2 separate regions of the Homo sapiens genome follow, and region 2 is linked to region 1. The links are chromatin contacts, found by Hi-C or POLR2A ChIA-PET in ENCODE. All regions are on one chromosome and are shown on one strand. The core of a region is the stretch at or near the end of the contact, and the rest is flanking DNA. Distances in the headings are between cores, read along the strand shown. Region 1 has its middle 50 kb from the start of CLPB. Region 2 has its middle 51 kb from the start of LINC01537.

What was found. A loop is a pair of places that touch in the nucleus more often than their neighbours do. ChIA-PET counts read pairs that join two places held with the same protein, here RNA polymerase II (POLR2A). Pooled maps may share reads with other maps.
Region 2: a map of naive thymus-derived CD4-positive, alpha-beta T cell shows a loop between it and region 1 (5-fold over the local background). The contact joins two enhancer-like sites. A Hi-C loop is called at or near these places in 3 of 168 maps with a recorded cell type or tissue (CD4-positive, alpha-beta memory T cell and naive thymus-derived CD4-positive, alpha-beta T cell) and 8 of 50 pooled maps. POLR2A ChIA-PET finds 5 or more read pairs at or near these places in 5 of 52 experiments (AG04450, H1, HEK293 and 2 more).

Annotation. Positions count from the first base shown.
Region 1 is chr11:72,480,436-72,487,777 of GRCh38, forward strand. No RefSeq gene overlaps it. Among named protein-coding and RNA genes, the nearest start is that of CLPB, 50 kb to the left of the region's middle. Within about 2 kb of position 3,381, at least 5 of the 41 ENCODE cell types and tissues checked have a DNase peak (open chromatin) inside an H3K27ac peak, as active enhancers do.
Region 2 is chr11:72,515,577-72,522,918 of GRCh38, forward strand. It overlaps the pseudogene ART2P. Among named protein-coding and RNA genes, the nearest start is that of LINC01537, 51 kb to the right of the region's middle. Within about 2 kb of position 3,820, at least 3 of the 41 ENCODE cell types and tissues checked have a DNase peak (open chromatin) inside an H3K27ac peak, as active enhancers do.

The DNA of each region.
Region 1 (7,342 bases), core at 2,131-4,630:
TGTTGCCTAGGCTGGTCTTGAACTCCTGACCTCAAGTAATTCCCCTTCCTTGGCTTCCCAAAGTGCTGTGATTACAGGTGTGAGCCACCAGGCCAGGCCTGGTTTATTGTCAGAAGGGTGGAGCTGGAAAGGTCTCATATGTCCATGTTCTGAGACATTTCTTCCCTTCACAGACACAAGAGAAGGCCTTGTGCTCCTGGTTCTCCTGCCTGATCTCCTGGTCTTGTTGCTTCCCACTAAGTGGAGCCCTTAACCTGCTTTCTGACTGCACATTTTCTATAGCGTAGAGCAGATATTAAAGGAAGGGTAAGGATCTGACTGCTTCCCAAGTTTGTTATAGCAAATACTAGGAAGCACGAGAAGTGGAATCTTTTCCTTGGTTCACAGTTACTGCTTTTTTTCTGCAAGGAAATCCAAAGGATCTCCTAATTGAATTCTAAGATTGTGTGACCTATTTCGAGATTTTTTTTTTTTTTTTTTTTTTTTGAGATGGAGTCTCGCTCTGTCGCCCAGGCTAGAGTGCAGTGGCACGATCTGGCTCACTGCAAGCTCCGCCTCCCGGGTGCAGGCCATTCTCCTGCATCAGCCTCCCAAGTAGCTGAGACTACAGGCACCCGCCACCATGCCTGCCTAATTTTTTTGTATTTTTTAGTAGAGACGGGGTTTCACCGTGTTAGCCAGGATGGTCTCGATCTCCTAACCTCATGATCCACCCACCTCGGCCTCCCAAAGTGCTGGGATTACAGGTGTAAGCCACTGCATCCTGCCCCCCTCCTTTTTTTTTTTTTTTGTGACAGAGTCTTATTCTGTCACCCAGGCTGGATAGCAGTGGCACAAACATGGTTCACAGCATCTTTGACCTCCTGGGCTCAGGTGATCCTCTCGCCTCAGCCTTTTGAGTAGGTGGACTACAGGTGTGTGCCAACATGCCTGGCTAATTAAAAAAATTTTTTTTTTGGAGATAGGGTCTCTATGCTGCCCAGGCTGGTCTCGACCTCCTGGGCTCAAGGAGTCTTCCTGCCTTGGCCTCCCAAAGTGCTGGGGTTACAGGTGTGAGCCACTGCGCCAGGCCTACTTTGAGAATTTCTAGTTAACATGACTTGTATTCTGTGTTTAAGTCCTTCAGTGTGATTAATAACCACGTACACTGTCAGCAATAGTTTAAATATATGTATTGTGATCATAAATGTTGTAAGTTGAAGAAATAAATGATCTGTAATAATGTTTCCCCTTCCTTGACTTGAGAGAATTCCATAGGCTGTGCTAGCTCCTGGCTAGGATTGTCCTCAGACCTACCTGATCCTTGAACTGGACACAGTAGTGATAGCTCATGTGACAGGTTTTTCACAGCTTTTCTTGATGCAGTGAATGCCCAGGTTAGACTGTCTAGACCAGGTTATTTTGACCTTGGCACTTTGGCATTTTGGATTAGATAATTCTTTTTTTTTTTTCCTTTTTGTGGAGAACAGGGTCTCACTATATTGTTCAGGCAGGTCTTGAACTCCTGGGCTCAAGCTATCCTCCCGCCTCTGCCTCCCTAAGAGCTGGGATTATAGGCGTGAGCCACTGTGCCCAGTGGGACTGGATTATTCTTTATCGAGGGGCTGTCATGTGCATTGTAGGATATTTGGCAGCATCCTTGGTCTATCCCCACTAGACTGCAATAGCATTCCTCCTTCCAAGTTGTGACAACCAAAAATGTCTCCAGACATTGCCAGATGTCCCCTTTTTGGCAAAATCACCCCTACTTAAGAACCACTATTTTAGACAAATCCATCTTCCTTCCCCACTGGATATATAATTGATCACAAAGTCTGTTGAATCCACATTCTTGAATTATCTTTCAAATCCATTTCCTCTTCTCTGTCGCCAGTGTTCCCAGTTTTCCAAGGGAATGCACAAGGCTCTTCTTAAGGTTTGGACGGAGTCCAGGTTTGGAAGAGTAACCCTGGAGCAAGGTATTAGCCAAGGCTGGGATTACAGTAGCCCATGCTGGCCACTGGGTGGTGTCAGTACAGCACCAAACCTGGAACCAAGAGGCGCGCTCAGAGCCAGGACCCTGCATTGCCCTAGAAGCAGCCGGACATGACACCACCCAGGCTAAGTCAGTAACATTTGGCACCATCTATCTACAGAGTGCCTACTGTGCACTGGGCACTCCAGAAGGTGCTTTACCCATAATAATAAGAAGCATAGTTAACCGTTATTGAACATTTCCTCCATGCTAGACCCTGGGTTCTGTGCTTTGCGTGGATTATATTCTTGAATTCTCACAACAATCCTAAGAAATAGGCAAGGCATATTTTGCCGGGCGCTGTGGCTCATGCCCGTAATCCCAGCACTTTGGGAGGGTGAGGCGGGCGGATCACGAGGTCAGGAGATCGAGACCATCCTGGCTAACATAGTGAAACCCCATCTCTACTAAAAATACAAAAAAATTAGCCGGGCGTGGTGGCAGGTGCCTGTAGTCCCAGCTACTCGGGAGGCTGAGGCAGGAGAATGGCGTGAACCCGGGAGGCAGAGCTTGCAGTGAGCCAAGATTGCGCCACTGCACCCCCAGCCTGGGTGACAGAACGAGACTCCCTTTCAAAAAAAAAAAAAAGAAACAGGCAAGTTCATTTATTTATTATCTCATTTCACAGATAAGAAAACAGAGGTACAGAGAAGTTAAGAAACTGGAAAAAAATCATATTTAATTCTTTCAAAAACGTTCAATAAATTCATTTAACTATTGGACATCTACTGTGTGCCATGTACTCTTGTAGATATGAGGGGTTTTTTTTTGTTTGTTTGTTTTTTTGAGACTGAGTCTCACTCTGTCACCAGGCTGGAGTGCAGTGGCGTGGTCTCGGTTCACTGCAACCTCCGCCTCCCTGGTTCTAGCGATTCTCCTGCCTCAGCCTCCCGAGTAGCTGGGACTACAGGCGCAGCCACCACGCCCGGCTAATTTTTTGTATTTTTAGTAGAGATGGGGTTTCGCCATGTGAGCCAGGATGGTCTCGATCTTTTGACCTCGTGATCCACCTGCCTTAGCCTCCCAAAGTGGTGGGATTACAGGAGTGAGCCATCACGCCCGGCCACGAAGTGATATTTTTAACCCCATATTATATGAGAGGAAGTAGATCTCAGAACATGAGTGTTATAGTCCAGGTTTGCACAGCTTGCTGAGTCAGTATTTTAACTCAGGGCTATGTGTCTGATTCCAGCACCTCCCTCTGCACCCGTATTAGAACACATTGAGAAGGCTCCCCAAGCCATGCCTCCTGTTGGCCTATCTCTCGCTGATCTGCTCCACAGTGGAACCCTCACATGCATCTACATGTTTCAGACAAGGCTCTGGGCACCCAAAGATTAACAAGACAGACCCAGAGCTTGCTTTCATAGAGCCCACAGTTAGGGGGTGCTCAGGGAAGACAGCTGTTCAAACAACTCATTCCAGAAGTTGTTATGTACAATTGTGCTGACTGCTAGAAAGGAAAAGCACGGGACAGGAAGTTGTGAAATAGTTTCAGGGAAGCCATACTTGTGTAGGAAGTCAGGTCGAACTTCATGGGAAAGGGGAATTTAGGCTGAGAGTTCAAAATTGAATAGCAGTTGATTGAGCAGTGAGTCATGGAGGAACTGTCTATACTAGAAATGAAAAGGCTTTGAGGCTGGGAAAGAACTTGGCCCTAATGGTCAGAAGGGTGAAGGGCAGTGAGCAAGGGATAAATAATAAAAATCATAATTCATAGAGGTAAGTGCAACTAATGTTTCCACGTGTCTTATTCTAACCAATTCTGGTTAAGAATATGGGTTCTGGAGCCAGACAGGCTGGGTTTGAATCCTAGCTCCACCATATTGGTTGTATGGCACTGGGCAAGTTCCACCTTCTCTGTGTCTCTATTTCATCATCTGTAAAATGGGAGCAAAATTGTCCCTATCTTTTCAGGCTGCTGTGAGAATTAAATGAGTTAATATACGTAAAGCACTTAGTAAAGCACCTGGCACATGGTAAGTGCTATTTTTTATTACTACTCTTATACAGTTTGATACATAGAAATTTACATTCGATACATACAAATTTATATTCTACTCTCGTTGTTTTACAAGAAAGCATCTCCCCATGTGGTTAAAAACTTCTTTGTAAATGCACACTGTGTATGATTACATATGTTTGTAAGAGCATGGAGGAAAGCTAAATGCCTCTCAGAGTGGTAACGTGGTTACTTCAAAGAGAAGAGGGTGGGAGGACTTCATCCACTTTTTCTTTATGCAACTCTTTATTGCTCCTCTGGGAACAAAAAAAAAGAGAAAAAACCACCTAAAGAATAGAACAGAGAGCCCAGAAACAGACCCACACATATATTTATGTGTGGGATTCATGACAAAGGTTCCATTCCAATTTATCAGTTATTTAAATAAATGGGTTGATGGGATAACTAAGCTGAAAAATTGAACCTTGACTCCTTCCTCGCAACTACCAGAAATTAATTTAGAATGGATCGTAGACTTAAATGTGGAAGCTAAAATAAAGCAATCAAGCCTCTAGGAGAATATGGGTGGAAAAGAGTTCCTAGACAGAACATAAGATTGATAAATTGGATTTTACCAAAATTAAGAACTTCTGTTCACCAAAAGACACCATTAAGAGAGCAAAAAGGGGCCAGGTATGGTGGCTCACGCCTGTAATCCTAGCACTTTGGGAGGCTAAGGTGGGTAGATCACCTAAGGTCAAGAGTTCGAGACCACCCTGGCCAACATGGAGATACCCCATCTCTATTAAAAACACAAAAATTAGCCAGGCATGTGGTGCATGCCTGTAATCCCAGCTACTCGGGAGGCTGAGGTGGGAGAATTGCTTGAATCCAGGAGGTGGATGTTGCAGTGAGCTGAGATCATACCACTGCACTCCAGCCTGGGAAACAGTGAGTCTGTTTCAAAAAAAAAAAAAAAAAGCGAAAAGGCAACTCATAGACTGGGAGCAAATATTTGCAGTACATATATCTGACAAAGGAATCATACTAGATATTTAAATAATATGTATGAAATATCATATGTAATATTCACGACATCAGTAGGAATATATATAAATATAGCATACATGTGAAAAATTAAACAGCAATGAGAATAGTGAACTACTAACATGATACATGAAAAATATGGATGAATCTCAAAGACAATGTTAAATGAAAGAAGCCAGACATACAAAAAGTGTATATTATGTGATTCCATTTATATGACATTTTAAAATAGGATAAACTAATATATGGTGGTAGAGATCAGAATAGCAGTTACTGTTGGAGTGGGTACTGATTAGTAGGAGGCACAAGGATGTCTTTTGGGGTGCCAGAAATGTTCTGTATTTTTTTGGTGGAGGGTGATGGAGTTTTGCCCTTTTTGCCCAGGCTGGAGTGCAATGGTGCAATCTCGGCTCACTGCAACCTCTGCCTCCCGGGTTCAAGCAATTCTCCTGCCTCAGTCTCCTGAGTAGCCGGGACTACAGGCACACACCAACATGCCCAGCTAATTTTTGTATTTTTAGTAGAAATGGGTTTTCACCATGTTGGCCAGGCTGGTCTCAAACTCCTGGCCTCCCAAAGTGCTGGGATTACAGGCGTGAGTCACCAGGCTTTGCCAACGTTCTGCATCTTGATCTGGGTGATAGTTCCACAGGTGCACACATAAGTAAAACGTTATTAACCTTAGGATTTCTACACTTTGCTGATGTAAGTTGTATTTCAATAAAAAGCCTTTTTGTTTTGAGGCGGAGTCTCGCTCTGTCGCCTAGCCTGGAGTGCAGTGGTGCGATCTTGGCTCACTGCGAGATCTGCCTCCCGGGTTCACGCCATTCTCCTGCCTCAGCTTCCCAAGTAGCTCGGACTACAGGCGCCTGCCACCACGCCCAGCTAATTTTTTTTGTATTTTTAGTACAGACGGGGTTTTACTGTGTTAGCCAGGATGGTCTCGATCTCCTGACCTTGTGATCTGCCCACCTCGGCCTCCCAAAGTGGTGAGATTACAAGCGTGAGCCATTGCGCCCAGCCTAAAAAGTCTTTTTAAAGTCTTAGAAATAAAATTCAAAGGTGAATAATTTAGTGTAAATCATAATTAACCACACAAAGAAATAAGGTATCATGGGCAAGGACTAGTAGAAATGAAAACAGAGAGATTCAGAAGACAAAAAATCCAGTAATGGAATTATCAGAGTTTATATAATAACATGCTCCATAAGTATAAATAAACGACAGAAATGCTTGAGAAGCATGTGTAGGAAATGAGAAACTATAAAGAATTGCAAAGCAGACTTGAAAAAGAGAAAAATAGACTTTCTAGACATAAAGTCATAAAATAATTATAATTGAAAACTCAGTATATAGAACTCCCTTTTCCCTGAAGATGAAATAGGTGTACTTTTCCCTATTCTTCCTGCCAAGTACAGCTAAAGTCCCTGTACATTATATGTAAAATAAACATTAGACTTTGGAAGATGTGCAGAAGAAGGGAGACCAGATAGGGACTTTGGGACTGAAGGAGTGACACAGTAATGAGTTCTCTACATTTTCTTCCTGCCTCATATATCCCAGACTTGGAAGTGAAGAAGCGAGCAGTTTGCAAATGCCAACATGCACAGACAAGGAAAGGCCCAACAAAGGCTTGCTCTTTCCAGCCAGAAGACCAGGAAAGGAGAACGCAGAAAGACAGAAAACTTCTAAACAGTAACTGCTATACTCTAGCCAAACACCAAAGAAAAACTGTGATTCCTCCACCACCCATGTCTGCAAAGGCCAAGTGGGGAGTGTAGATTTACACTACTCGACACTAATGAAGCACCCCAACCCCTGCGGGGTAATGTCAGAGAAGACTGAGTAGGGAGCTGGGACTCTCATCCCTGCTAGATAGTAACAAGTTTCCCTCCCCACTGCAGTGTCAGTGAGGACCACGTTGGGAGTCATACCTGGCAGTCATGAGGAGCTCTTCTCCTTATGTGTCAATGGAGGCTGGGTGGAGAACTTGCACTTCTAGCCCTGACTGGTAATAATCAGGTGGTGCCACCCTGTTATCCCCTGCTGGAGTGGTTATTTAAAAAACAGCTAAAACAGATAATTTAAATACAATTCAGATTCTTATAACATAATATCTAAAATGTACAGGTTTAATAGAAAGCCACTTGCTGTACTATGTTAGTCTGCTCAGGCAGCCGTAACAAAATACTATAGACTGGATGGTATTTATTTATTTCTCAGAGTTCTGGAGGCTGAAAAGTCTCCAGATCAAGGTGCCAGCCCAATCAGTTCCTAGTGAGGGCTGTCTTCCTGGCTTTCAGACGACAGCCTTCTCACTCGGTCCTCATGTGGCCTTT
Region 2 (7,342 bases), core at 2,570-5,069, 36 kb after region 1:
GTACAAAAACAGACACATAGACCAATGGAACAGCATAAAGAACCCAGAAATAAAGCTGCACACCTAAAACCATCTGATCTTCAACAAAGTCAACAATAATATGCAATGGGGAAAGGATTCCCTATTCAATAAATGCTGCTGGGATAACTGGCTAGCCACAAACAGAAGGTTGAAACTGGACCCCTTCCTTTCATGATATACAAATATCAACTCAAGATGGATTAAAGAATTAAATGTAAGACCTCAAACTCTAAGAATCCCAGAAGAAAACTTAGGAAATATCGTTCTGGACATTGGGTTTGGCAAAGATTTCATGACAAAGTCTCCAAAAGCAACAAAAACAAAAATTGACAAGTGGGACCTAATTAAACTAAAGAGCTTCTGCACAGCAAAAGAAACTATCAACAGAGTAAACAGACAACCTAAAGAATGGGCTAAAATATTTACAAACTATGCATCTGACAAAGATCTAATATTCAGAATCTATAAGAACTTAAATCAACAAGCAAAAAACAAACAACCCCATGGGAAAAAAATGGGTAAAGGACACGAACAGACACTTCTCAAAAGAAGATATACACACAACCAACAAGCATATGAAAAATTGTTCAATGTCACTAATCATTAGAGAAATGCAGCCACAATGAGATACCATCTTGCACCAGTCAGAATGGCTATTATTTTTTTAAAAATGTTGGCAAGGTGTGAAGAAAAGGGAATGCTTATACACTGCTGGTGCGCATTTAAATTAGTTCAGTCACTGGAGAATGCAGTTTGGAGATTTCTCAAAGAACCTAAAACAGAACTACCATTTGACCCAGCAATATAATAACTGGCTATACACCCAAAGGAATGTAAATTGTTTTACCAAACACATATATTCACTCTCCTGTTTACCATAGCACTATTCACAATAGCAAAGACATAGAATTAACATAGATGCCCATCAACAATGGAATGGATAAAAAAATGCAGTATAGATACACCATGGAATATTACACGGCCATTAAAAAAGAATGAGATCATGCCTTATGCAGCAACATGAATGGAGCTGGAAGAATTATCCTAAGTGAATTAACACAGGAACAGAAAATCAAATATTGCATGTTCTCACTTATAAGTGGGAGCTAAGCACCAAGTACACATGGACACAAAGATGGGAACAATAGACACTGGGGCCTACTTGAGGGGAAGAGTGGGAGGAGGATAAAGCTCAGAAAACTACCTATTGGATACATCATCATTTGTACACCAAACCCCAGTGACACACAATCTACTTATGTAACAAACCTGCACATGGACCCCCTGAACCTAAAATAAAAGTTGACAGAAAAAAAGCTCATCTGTCCTTCCTTTGCCTTGCCCTAATTCTCTCAAATTCTAACACCCTCAAATGGCTCAGGTAATCGGTTAAAACCAAGTGTATGGGGAAAGGATCTACAGCAATCTCTGCTTTTTTCAGGACCTACCTCTAAGCCACAAGCCACACACACACACACACACACACACACACACACACACACACACACATATCAATTCCATGGAAAGAAAACATAAAAGGGCGAGAGCATTTTGTTCTCAGACACTATTGTCAGAGAGGGACAGGGACCAAATCAAGGATCTGCAGGAGACCAGATATTGACAAGTCTGAACTCGGCCCTCTGAAGAGCGGAAGAAGGGTCTCTGAAGGTGAGGAAATTAGGAATGTCCCCTGAGGAGACATTGGTATTAGGATGGGGCTGGGAGACGATCTGAGGGTTGGGGTGACTGAGGTAGGGGGCTTATATGTCAAGAGGCAAAGTCTAGTTCTGTGCAAGAAATATTCCATGTAGAGAGGTGGGGTCAGATCTGGAAAAAGGAAAACAGCTAAAAGGACAGGAATCTCTGTTGGTAACAAGTTTCCCAGTTGAGTTCTTATGCACTCAAACCTTGAGAACCACTGTGAGTAGAGGATAAGGAGCTGCTAAGTGATTTTAAAGTAGATAGGATGTAAAAGCAAAGTATTTTCTCATTAGCGGTGTCTTAACTCGGGGCCAGTCAAAATCTTCCTCCGGGGGATTTTAACAATTTAAGGAGGATAGCTCTAGTCTTAGAAATACTTAAAGAAGGCTGGGCATGGTGGCTCATGCTTGTAATCTCAGCACTTTGGGAAGCTGAGGCAGGAGGATCCCTTGAGCCCAGGAGTTCAAGACCAACCTGAGCAACATAGGGAGACCCGGTCTCTATAAAAATTTAAAAAATTAGCCGGGCATGGTGGTGTATGTCTGTAGTCCCAGCTACCCAGGAGGCTGAAGTAGGGGGATCACTTCAGCCTGGGAGGTCGAAGCTGTAGTGAGCCATGACGTGCCACTGTACTCCAGCCTGGGTGACAGAGCAAGACCCTGCCTCTAAAAAATAAAAGTCCTTAAACAAGGGTATATTAAATAGAAGCTTTTACAATTTTGCCTGAAGATCAAAGATTAGAATTTACTCCATATATAGAGACATTGGATAAATACAAATATTCATTACCCTAATGCTATACAATTTAAAAATTCTAAGAATCAATTAAGAATGTTAGAATAATATAATCAAAGTATAAGATGACTAAACAATTAAATTAAAAAGTAGTTATTTGAGGTATGTGTCAGACAGCAAAACTTTAAGTGGTGCTCAGATATTTTAGGTGGAAATTTTCTCATAGAGTCATATAATTTTCAAACACAGAAGACCAGTTTTTATCATTATAGCACATTTCAATTTGCAAAAAATTTCATTTGAACAGCCATGTTTATATTAATTTTGTATAGTGCTTTAGTTGTTCAATATTAGTGAAGAAATCTAAATTTTCACATAAAATCAAAATATGCCATGCTTAAAATTCCCAATCTTGCATTCTATAAAAAAAGCACTTATTATACAGAGAAAAATATAAAATTACTTCTTTTAGAATTAAGGAGAAATTTTAAATTTTTAGTTATAATTTCATTTAAGTCATTTTTTGAGGTTTAACAGTATTTAATACAAAGGCTCCCAAATTCAGAATACAAATTTTAGAAGAAAAACATCCATAGAATTATTACTATTATTTAATAAAAGAAAGCAGGATGTGGTTGGTTCAGACTTGGCCCCCATATTTTTGATTGCCCTAGAATCATGCTGACTCTGTGACAGGATTAAATTTGATTAAAAAAAATTATTTCAAGGGTACCATTCTTGGCTGGGTGCAGCGGCTCATGCCTGTAATCCCAGCACTTTGGGAGGCCAAGAGGGTGGGGATCAACTGAGGTCAGGAGTTTGAGACCAGCCTGGCCAACATGGCGAAACCCCGTCTCTGCTAAAAATACAAAAATTAGCTGGGTGTGGTGGCACACACCTGTAATCCCAGCTACTTGGGAGGCTGAGGCAGGAGAATCACTTGAACCCAGGAGGCAGAGGCTTCAGTGAGCCGAGATTGCGCCACTGCACTCTAGCCTGGGGAACAAAGCGAGACTCCATCTCAAAAAAAATTACCATTTTTTAGAACTTGAAACATAATTTTTATTCAATGCAATATATTCCTATCAATTATGGCTCCCCAAGTGCTTTTTGTCTGAAAGAAATTCTTTACCTACCATATTCATAGAATTTTCACAATTAGACATCAATTTCAGTATATTCTTAATGCTTCCGGCTAGACTAGGATTCTTTGTCATCCCCGACTTTCTGCAGTGTAGGGAACTGGGAAAGCTGCAAACACTCAAATTGTTGTTGTGGGCTGGTTGGGGTTCTTGACTTTGCCATACAAAAGAATTTGAGAGCAAGTCCGTAGTAAGAGTAGGCAAAGAAGTTTATTGCAAAGTGAAAGTACACTCTGAGAGGCAAAGGAGGCTGCTTAAAACTAGAGACAGCAACTAGTGCCTGAGGAGCGATTCCTTTTGTACTGACAACTTTGAGAGATATTCAGAAGTATTGACTTAAATTTGAGCCCCATGTTAACACAACTTTGAGAAGAATTTTTTTAAAAGCATTTGTGAAAGGACTTGCAATATTTCTCTATGGGAAAGTAAAATGTTAGGGGTTAGGAAGTATCTGCCAAAACGTAGTCTGTTTCTCTCACTGGCAGTCTGCATGACACGTGGCTCTGCCTATTACCAGGATGGATTGTTTTAATACCAGTGCCCTACCCGGAGCCAGATGTCAGAGTCACCTCATCCCTGGTGCAGGACCCAGGCAAAGCTCTTTACAAGGACTCCTGGTTAACTGTTCAGGAAGCAGTGTACATAGGAGCCTAGACTTCCAGATTTGAAGTAGGGATTCATTAACACAGAACGGATGCATCAGCACACTCACAATGAAACTTATGTTCACACTTCACATTGTCTTATGTTTATTTGCAGTTATTTTTGAACTTGAAGATGGCATATCTTCCAGCCATAGCAGTTCACTTCTTCATGTTAATTTGGTGGCTAACACAACAGATAATATCTACCACCCACTCCCAACCTACATCCTGCTAATCTTGCTTTTCTCACATCTTGGAGACAATAGAGTTTGCAGAGTTGAGTCTGTGGCTAGAGCTGGTCAGAGAGCATGAATCTGAAAGATATTTCTAAAATAGCACCAGTAGGCCAAGCAGGGTGGCTTACGCCTATAATCCCAGCACTTGGGAGGCCAAGGCAGGCAGATCACTTGAGGTCAAGAGTTAGTGAAAATACAAAATCAGCGGGGCATAGTGGTGCACACTTGTAATCTCAGCTACTCAGGAGGCTGAGGCAGGAGAATCACTTGAACTCGGGAGGCAGAGGTTGCAGTAAGCCGAGATCATGCCACTGCACTCCAGCCTGGGGAACAAAGCAAGACTCTGTCTCAAAATAAGAAAAAAAAATAGCACTACTAAACAGAACAGTCACAAAGCTTAGCTTTTCTCTTTATACTACTAATAGTGTCATAAGATGGTTCATACATGTGCCATACATGAGTCCTATGAGGGGAACCTGTGAAATTTCATACTGAGCTAAAGCCCATGCTGTGGGCTCTGGGCAGCTTGCAACACACTTTCCCAGCAGGTCAAGGGCCTCTACTCCTTCTTTTTTTTTTTTGAGATGGAGTCTCGCTCTGTTGCTCAGGCTGGAATGCAGTGGCACAATCTGGGCTCACTGCAACCTCCACCTCCCAGGTTCAAGCGATTCTCCTGCCTCAGCCTCCTGAGTAGCTGGGATTACAGGTGCATGCCACCAGGCCTAGCTAATTTTTTTTTTGTATTTTTAGTAGAGACAGGGTTTCACCATATTGGCCAGGCTGGTCTTGAACTCCTGACCTCAGGTGATCCACCCACCACGGCCTCCCAAAGTGCCAGAATTACAGGCGGGAGCCATCACACCCGGCCTCTACTCCTTCTTAACAGGTGACCAGCCTGGGACAGCCAGCCAAGCTGGACATGGCTGACAATGTGTTTGATGACCAGTGCGTGGGTTGTGTTGAAGAAATGGAGAAAAGGGTGCCCCAGCTGTTAAAAGAAGAACTGAGAGTGAATACAAATTTAAACATTGACTAGAAAAAGTCGGAAACATGGAAGCAACTCAAAAACAAAATAAGCTATTCTGAAAAACTCAGTGATTTCCATGAAACAGCTCTAGTGGCCTATACTGGGAACACTGCAAATGATTGTAACAAAGCTGTAAGAGAATTCCTTCAAAATTCACACAACTTTCAGTTTAAAGCCTTCCATTATTATCTGACAAGTGCTCTTCAGCTTCTCACTACAGGGAATTGTAACAGAGTTTACAGAGGCTCTAAAACCAAATTTGATTACAGTGGGGAAGGGAATGTATGATTTGGGCAATTTACTTCATCATCTTCATCTCGAAATGTATCTGTGTCACCACCATTTCTTGGTGAAGAGGGGACACTATTTATCATCACAACCTGCCTGGGTGTTAAAATCAAAAACTTCTCTTTCTATCCTCATGAAGAAGTGCTAATTCTTTTTTGAGAGTATAAGGTGTATCAGAAAGTTACCATTAAACAAACAAATAAAAAACACAATAAAATTTTGCTTGAAAGTTCTAAGAAAATAAGGAGTAACTTCAATTGTTTCTGCGATGGTTCTACTAAAAATCCCAGAAAACAAGACAGCAATTTCAACAGCTCAGGTGAGTCTGGGTCTGCATTGGAGGTGCGAGTGGTGGGGCCATCATGGAATGGAGGAGGGGATGCCCTCCTATCAGATGCAGCCAGGGCACAGAACCCTGGGCCTCCAATCAACTGCTGAAATGTATTAGGTTCCTGAAAGGACTGGGCTAATGTCCCAGAATAGAGAGCAGAGCCCAGGCACAGAGACACAGTGAAATGGGAAAGGTTCTTTTGTCCCCCTAACAGGGCATGTGACAGGGGAAATTGCTTGCTTCTTCAGTACTCCACTGCTCAAACCTCTAGGGGAGCATATAGATGGGCAGGTGGTGGGGCTCTGACCCCACAGCAGTGTCTAGGGGTGAATGTTTACAGCTCCTGAAGCCCCAGTGGGCCTGTGTTACAGGGTGTTCTTTTAGTTTTGCTCTTTTAGTTTAGCTGTCCATAGGCAGATTGTGTTAACCAGCTCAATTAGACTCTCTACCTTGTCACAAGGTCAGAGGTCTTTCTGTATCCTGGGTTCTTGCCTTGGTGTACCTGAAGAATCGGATCACACCTGGGTTTGGAGAATGAGTGCAAGATTTTACTGAGTGGAAGTACCTCTCTGCCCATCAGGGAGCCAGAAGGGAGATGGTTTTCCCTTGGACCTGGGCTGCTGGGAGGCCTGGGCTCCCCTCCAACTGCCCTGGCCAAACTCCCCGTTGTCCTGCCAGTCAGTGGCCTGCCATCGTGCTGGTGCCTGTCAGTGCTTTCCTCACAACATCCAGCTGCTGTGTGCTGGTGTGTTCCTCCGCTGATGTGCTCCTCTCCACGTCCAGCTGCCTCTGTGTCTTCTTCCACCCATGTGTTCCTCACGATGTCCAGCCACAGCCACTTGTGTGTCTGCCTGCTAGGGTCTGGGGGGCAGGGGATTTTTTTTTTGTTTTTTGTTTTCTTTGAGGCAGAGTCTCACTCTGTCACCCAGGCTGGAGGGCAGCGGTGCCATCTCGGCTCAACGCAGCCTCCTCCTCCTGGGTTTAGGCGATTCTCCTGCCTCAGCCTCCTGAATAGCTTGGATTACAGGCGCAGGCCACCATGTCCAGCTAATTTTTGTATTTTTAGTAGAGATGGGGTTTCACTATGTTGGTCAGGCTGGTCTTGAACTCCTGACCTCGTGATCCACTCACCTTGGCCTCCCAAAGTGCTGGGATTACAGGTGTGAGCCACTGTGCCCGGCCGAGAGTTGGTTTTATAGGCACAGGGTTGGGGGCAT